Regions from separate parts of the Mus musculus genome. Here region 2 is linked to region 1. Evidence: chromatin contacts called from ENCODE Hi-C or POLR2A ChIA-PET data. All regions are on one chromosome and are shown on one strand. The core of a region is the stretch at or near the end of the contact, and the rest is flanking DNA. Distances in the headings are between cores, read along the strand shown. Region 1 holds the start of Adamtsl4 (ADAMTS-like 4). Region 2 holds the start of Ecm1 (extracellular matrix protein 1).

Region 1 (3,493 bases), core at 255-2,754:
AGCTGTAAACACTGGGTAGCAGGGGTCTTCATACCTGTCCTCAAATCTTGTCTCTCCCTACCCCCATCCTCCATTCCCTGCCTTCTCTTTGAGGCCCCGCCTACCCACATCCTCATCCCATCTAAGTTCTGCTTTCCAGGAAAAACACTGTTTCTGCTGCCTTTGAATGGCACCATGAGAAGAATCCAAGGATCGCTGGCCAAAGTAGGCCAGATCAGGGCATGCAAAGGACAGAGAGGGGGGCAAAGCTAGGTCCTGCTCCCCCTCCCTGGGACCCCAGGGCTTGGGAATTTGAGGAGGAGACCAAATGGGCTGAGCTGAGTTCTTGGAGCTAGGGAGGAGGTAAAAGGCACCACGTCCTTCTTCAGTTGAGCCAGCCACTGAATCTACGACTTCCCTGATGGACGAGTGGCCCTGTTCAACCCACTCATCAGCCCTCTGCCTGCCCAGTGAGGCTGGAAGGATGGGGGGTGTGTGTGATGGACACAACCTGTCTGATGCTGGTCCCCTCTCCACCTCCCTCTGCGCCTCTCTGCTCCTCCAGTCTGTCCCTGATGCCTCTCCGTGGTCTACCCAGTACACATAATCCTGTCCTGAGCTGGTTTTGGCAGCTCTCTGGAGAAGTGAGGGGTGGGGGGTGACGAGAACTCCTGGGGCTAGGGCCAGGCCTGGCTCCCTCTCTGGAAAAGTCCACCCCACCCTCCCCTGCATAGGGGAGCAGGAGCCGACACCCCCCCCCCCCCCCGCACAAATGTATGTTTGTCCTTTCTCCACGCCCAGGGTGAGGAAAATGAGGTTGGAAGTGGGCATCCTGAAGTCACGGTGGACCCTGGCTGAGCACAAACCTATGCTGCTCCTGGTCACACCCCCTTGTGGGCCAGTGACACCAAGGAAAGTGACTTGCAGGGTGCTAACCCCTTCACCCCAGGCTCACTTCAGGCAAATGAGCCAATGCAGAGTGGACGGGTGGAGGGAGGGTTAGTAAGGGCTGGGCTAGCAGAGGAGAGATGCTGTCCTGTCAGAATGCCAGGGTTTTCACGGCATCCCCCCCCCCCCAAACATCCCAACAGGTGTCTTTTCCCTCAACCTCTCACAACAGATTGAGTTGTGCAAAGAGCACTCACCCGCATCCCTCCCGGACACCCTATCCCTGCGTTCCCAGAGTACAGGCGTCTGGTCGCATCTTCCCGAAGCCCCTCAGGGAAGAGCCGGCTGTGCCGGCGTGCAGGGAGGTCCTGGGTATGTTTTCCAACTTCACTATGTGACTTAATAGGAATCTTGGCACAAGCCCTCGCCCGGGTGATGGGACTCGGAGTCCCAGGGACCAGACCCCCTCCCCAGGAATTCGCCTTAGGGTCCGCTGTTCTGAGACAGTCAGAGCCCAGGCGGGGGGTCGGGGAGGTTCTACCTTCTCTGCGCCCGCTCTCTCCAGCTGCCTCTGGTAGTGGCCACCGCGGCCCGGAGCCCCAGGACAGCGCCGCCCGCGGCAGGCTCCGCCCCACGCCACCCGTGCCCCGCCCGCCACGCGCCGGACTCAACCACCCACCCCGGGTGCCCCGTACAGCTAAAGAGCTTGCAGCCACGCTGTGGACACGGTTCCCGCGCCCGCCCCGGGGCTCGAGACCCCACCAACTCTGGCAGGCTCCTTTTGGTTGGAGCCTGTCCTCGAAGAACCTGGGCTAGCCCCGAACCAGCAAGGGGATTTGCAAACTAGACCCATGTAGCCCTGAGCAAACTCAGATCTGCTCAAGCCAAGGCCCTCTCCTCCATGCAGCCAATGCCATCGCCTCCGCTTTTCCCATACTGGGCAGTGAACCATGTGGCTCTGATGGCCAGGGACCTCTCTGAGCCTCGGTTTCTTCATCCATAAAATTTTACACCCTGGAGCTTAGCGGGAGGAATGCACGCTGAATTATGAGTCAGACAATTTGGATTTGAATTTCAGCTTGAGCACTTGCCAGCTCTGTGGTCTTTCATGAGCACTTCAACTTCAATGCGGCAGTGTCCTCTGTAGAATGGGAGAATTTGATGTGTATATTAGGCTTGGAAATGTTTATCCATCTCCATGTGGAAGAATGACTGAGGAGGGGTGGGGAAGGGATGAAAACAGCTTTCAGTTTTTATGCTTTTTATTCTATTCATATGTCTTTTAATGGATTGTTGGTTTGTTGTTTGTCTTTGAGGCAGGGTCTCGGTAGCCCTGTCTGGCTTGAACTGTGTAGACCAGGCCAGCCTTCAACTCATGGAGATCCACCTGCTATTGCTTACTGCAGTGTTGGGATTAAAGGCCTGCCTATGCCTTGCCTGTCCAACCTCGTAACTTCTTTGAAAAACAAAAACGTATAGGTTGTTCGATACTAGACTGGTCTTCAGGGTGAATTCCAGCTGAGGCTGGGCGGGGGGTGGGGGTGGGGGAGAATATATAGGGAATGGTAGTGCATGTTTAGCACTTGGGAGGCTGAGGCAAGAGAGGGGAACCACTGGTTCAAGACCAGCCTGGGAAATCCAGCAAGTTCTAGGGCAAGCTGGGCTACAGAGTGAGACCACCCTAGTTTCAACAATGAAATACCAGAGCAAGGTTAGAGAGATGGCTCAGCCATTGAAGGCCAGGCTCACCACCAATGTCAAGACACTCAAATACAGAAGTTGTAGCAACATATTGTCTTGCAACCCATAAAACAACAGAGGGCCCTGGTGCCCCCGGCTAATGTTTCCTAGTTTCTTGGCTATATGTTACACTTTGTGCTGAGGGCACAGAAGCTAGTTTAAGTCCTTAAGTCTCCAAGTCTAGTTTGAACAGATCCTGCCAGTGAGAAATGATCACTTTGGAGCTGACATGTTAACTGTGGAAGCAGGGTCTATCCCAAGGCAGTGGGTGTGTATATAAAACAGCCCTATGTCTGGGGGTGTAATAATGCGCTGAAGCAGAGCTTTGCATGCAGGATGCTCTGGGTTCTGTCCCCAGCCGTTCCCAGCACTGATCAAGGCAGAAAGATATTATTTGTTATTTAGACAAGGTCCTGCCACGGTAGGGCCGATTGACAGGAAACTTGCTATGGAGCCAAGCTGACCCCAAATTTGAACTTCTCTTGCTTAGCCTGAGTCTGGGATACAGTATTGGGATGATCCAGATTTTAACTTTATTTGAAATTTAACATGCACTTTTTTTTTTTGGTTTCTCAGCAAATCCTCCCACTCTCTTAGGACAAGCACCTCCACAAGGGGTCTCTCCTTAACCTTCCTCAGTTCCTGTGTCTGGTCCTGAAGAGCCTGGGAAAGCAATGGGTTAACACCCCTCTCTGGAAGTGTGGCGTCCCTAAGGACGGCTGTGGACACACAGTCCCAACCCGTGGTGTATTTATAGATAGAGCTGTCTTCTCAGGGAAAGCCCCTTCACTCAGGCCGGGCACAAGGGCGAATGTTCAAAGGCAGTCCGCCTGCCTCGGGGAGGGAAGAGGTTTTTAAGCCAGGCAGCTTTCAGTGCTGACCCCAG
Region 2 (3,493 bases), core at 333-2,832, 52 kb after region 1:
TGAGAGGGCTTTGGGGCAGCCTCACCTTCTCTTTGTTCCTCAAAGAGGGGAGGGTCATGCAGAGAAGTTACAGAGTGGTCAACTCGGAGTCTCCGGGTTTGTGGTGGGGAAGGGGGTGCTGCATAACCTACTAGAGGCAAGAGGGGAGACACTCAGAGCCTCCCAATTGCATGCTTGTTCCCCACAAATTCTACAGCCATGCTGTCCTGAGCACCCGTCTTCATCCGATCTGGTTAGTTCTGAGGCTCTCACCTTCATGGAGGTGCTGGAAGAGGCGCTCTGGCGTCATCTCTCGCTGGTCTGAAGCCTTGAAGGCTAGAGGAAGGAAAGACAAAAGTCAGGCAGTTTTGAGGCGTCCTTTCCTGGTCCTGGACAGAGGATGGGGAGGCTGTGGAGGCCGAGACTGTGGAAAGCCCGCTGTGGGGGAGCCACCTGTCACACACCTCCCCTCTGAGTGGCTGGGTTCTGAGTTGGGGTCTAAAAGAATGTGGCTGGGAATGGAGGTCTGATTTCCTGTCAGTATCTCCCTTGGATGGGGCTTGTGGCTGCCGTCCCCTCCAATGCGCTGATGTTCCAGGATCCACCTCTCTTCAAACTTCTTCCTATAGGCCTTTAAAAATACTTTTGGCCTTTGGGTGGGACGGTTAGCCAAATGTTTAAGTGCCTTCCCCTTCAATCTCAGCTTATTTTAGGTTTCTTAAACAAGAAAAATATTATTTGTGTATGTGTGGAGGGGGCCAGTGTGTCACCGTGGTGATGTGTATAGGTCAGAGGACAACTTGTGGGAGTCATTTCTCCCCTTCCATGTGGGTTACTGGGACGGAATACAGGTCACCAGGCTGGCAAAGCACCTTCACATCTGGAGCTGAACCGAAGGCACAAACCTAGGAACCAGGACAGCAGCGAGGTGGAGCTGTCTCAGACACGGCTATCTATAGAAGGATCTAAGTCTCTGTCCTGTCCAGAGTTGGTATTTCCTTTTGTTCAGACTTCAAAGCAGTGCGTGTGTGTAATAGGGGGTGAATGTGGGTGAACTCTAACTCGTCCTCTGACCAGAGTGAGCCAGTCTAGGCTCCCTGGCTCGGTAGGCTGAGTTTTAGCAGCCCGAGGGCTTCTTTTCCTCCTCACCTGCCTCCTCGTCCCTCCTCACGTGTTCTGACAGGAGGATCCTCACCCTGTAAACTCACCTGTCTTGTGTCTATTTGACTCTAATTTTTGTGTTTCTTAGCAACTACCTCTAGCTATTCTGCTCCTGTTCCAGCCTCCATGGTTAAAGGTTCAGCCCCACTTCACAGTGACATGTTCATATAAAGGAAGCCAATCACCCAACTGCTGAGCTCTTTGGAGCCAGACTCTTAAGCAACTGCTGACCCCACCCCGACTCACCTCCCTCAGAGGCAGCAGAAGCAAGAGCCAAGCAGGCCAAGATCAAGGCTGCTCTGGATACGGTCCCCATCCTGGGGCAAGAACTGGTCACTGGTCACCCAGAAGCTGGTTGTCACAGGCAGATCTAGACTTGAAGGGGTTGGGCCACTTGCTGCAAGCCTGCTCCCCTGGCTGTTGCTACTGCCGTTGTGAACTTCAAGGCCTGCTGTCTGTCTCTCTTTATATGCTATCTCCCGCCCCCCTGTTTCCTGCCATGACTCAGTCCCTGCTGCTCCTCCTCTTACAGCCACTCCTCCCAGACTCCTGGAGCCTCCTTAGCCTGGGAAGAATGGAGGTGATGGAAGGGAGCACTCCTGGATCCCCTCCAAACTGATGCAGAGGATCATGGAGCAAGTTGTCATCTGGACCCTTAATTTGTGCCTCAGTTTCCCATCTGCATACTGTCCTTTATAAAGAATGGATCTGACACTCTCCTGAGTGGGAGTGGGAGGAGAATGGCTGCCTGAGGCAGTGCCCTTGCTGGTCAGAGGCCTCAGTATCCCTTTGCCTCAGGTCTGGGAAAGAGGGAGTAAAGCATTCGGACTCAGATGAAGGCACAGCCTTGGCTTCAAGTATATTTTTATTCTCCTTCTATCCAGTCAGTACAGCATTCCTTTCTGTGGGGAGCCCCCACACCATGTCTATTTTCAGAGAGCAGTTCTGAGGCCTCGGGGACATGCGGGGCTGCCAGCTGGGTTACTGTCCCGTGGAAAGGGACGGACGGCTCTCATGAGTCTGTACATCACCAATGGACATGACTCAGAACACTTCTTCTGCATTGGGGACCCTGGCGTTCTGTAACTCCAGCAGTCTCTGCACGGACTCGGCCAGGTCTCGCTCCCCGAGCTGCCGGTTATCTCGCGTGCGTACGTTCACTGTCCTTTGACTCTGCTCTCTCTGGCCAACCACTGCAGGAAGAGGAAAGATTTGCAAACCCAAGCAAAAGTCACCCTATGGGTTGTTTCCTTTTGCTTTGCAGAAACTTCAAACTCCTGAATCTTTAGGAAAGGTAGGAGCAGAGCCTAGCCGTGGCTGAAGCCCATGCTTAGCTCGCCTGCCCTGCTGCTGACTGTCCACTCTGATGAGATAAGGAAGTGGGCCGGGCTTTACTCCCCTCTCCCTGCAGGTCAGGAGCCCAGGGCTGGGAGATACAGAGTCAGTTAGACAGAGACAAACATGGAGAGCTACACAAAAAGAAAAACTGTATGTGTGTGACCTGGGGGGAGGGGTACGGTACAGGAAGGGGAAACAGCAGGGCGGGGCTTGCTCTCAGTGCTGCCAAGGCAACGGGCATGCGTGATGCCCCAGTCAGGCGGTCTGGCTAGGAGTTTCTGCTTCTTGCTTCCAGAGGCCCAAGAGTCAGGAGCAACTTCCTTCCCTAAGACCTTTCTTGTCCCCTAGAGCTGCCTCCACCCACACAACAATAAACAAGGCAATTAATTAATGCCTTTATTGGTTTTGGTGCTGGGACCTAACTCATTGGAGGCCAGTGCTCCACCACAGAGCACTACAGCTTCTGGTTCACTGATAATCTTGCTACATACAGCCCACAGTGGCCTCACATGTTTGCCCTCCCTCCTGTACCTGCCAAATCCTGGGATTACAGGTGTGCCTACCATGCCTGGCTTCAACTGATGCCTTCTTAATCCTCTCCTGTCCCTTCCTCTTTGATGCTGGCCTGGTTAATTAACTTACAGAAACAGCCTAGGGTAGGGTTAATGAGAAGACAACTGTTCTGAGGGATGGAATAGGTTGTGGGAAGGAGCAATGGAAGGCAGGCAGATTAGTCAGGCTCCTACCCAGCCCAGGTAATGAGTCCCAATTAATTCAATGTACACAGAGCTAAACAATAGAGTTAGTACAGAGAATGCAGAGCTTGGGGCTCTGAGGTCTACGACTAACCCTCTTACCAAACTGAAAGTTGTAGTGGGCAAGCTGGGCCCGGCGGACTCTCCGGCTGAGGGTCAGTCCAGAGTCTGCATCGAGATCACTCACAAGTCCTGCAGCCTGCAGGCACTGTTGCACCTGGGATACAGATTTGGTGATGAGTAAATCTGAATGGAAGCTG

The links. A loop is a pair of places that touch in the nucleus more often than their neighbours do. ChIA-PET counts read pairs that join two places held with the same protein, here RNA polymerase II (POLR2A).
Region 2: a map of adrenal gland shows a loop between it and region 1 (2.0-fold over the local background). The contact joins the promoter of Ecm1 here to the promoter of Adamtsl4 in region 1. A Hi-C loop is called at or near these places in 5 of 37 maps with a recorded cell type or tissue (T-helper 1 cell, adrenal gland, heart and 1 more). POLR2A ChIA-PET finds 5 or more read pairs at or near these places in 4 of 5 experiments (Patski and embryonic stem cell).

Annotation. Positions count from the first base shown.
Region 1 is chr3:95,686,413-95,689,905 of GRCm38, forward strand. It overlaps Adamtsl4 (ADAMTS-like 4), which reads right to left and starts at 1,505. Exons shown (of 18, transcript NM_144899.3): 1 at 1,409-1,505.
Region 2 is chr3:95,737,987-95,741,479 of GRCm38, forward strand. Ecm1 (extracellular matrix protein 1) reads right to left here and starts at 1,583. Exons shown (of 11, transcript NM_007899.3): 1 at 1,387-1,583; 2 at 253-315; 3 at 26-130. The coding sequence starts at 1,456. It overlaps Tars2 (threonyl-tRNA synthetase 2, mitochondrial (putative)), which reads right to left. Exons shown (of 18, transcript NM_027931.3): 17 at 3,336-3,450; 18 at 1,988-2,333. The coding sequence ends at 2,185.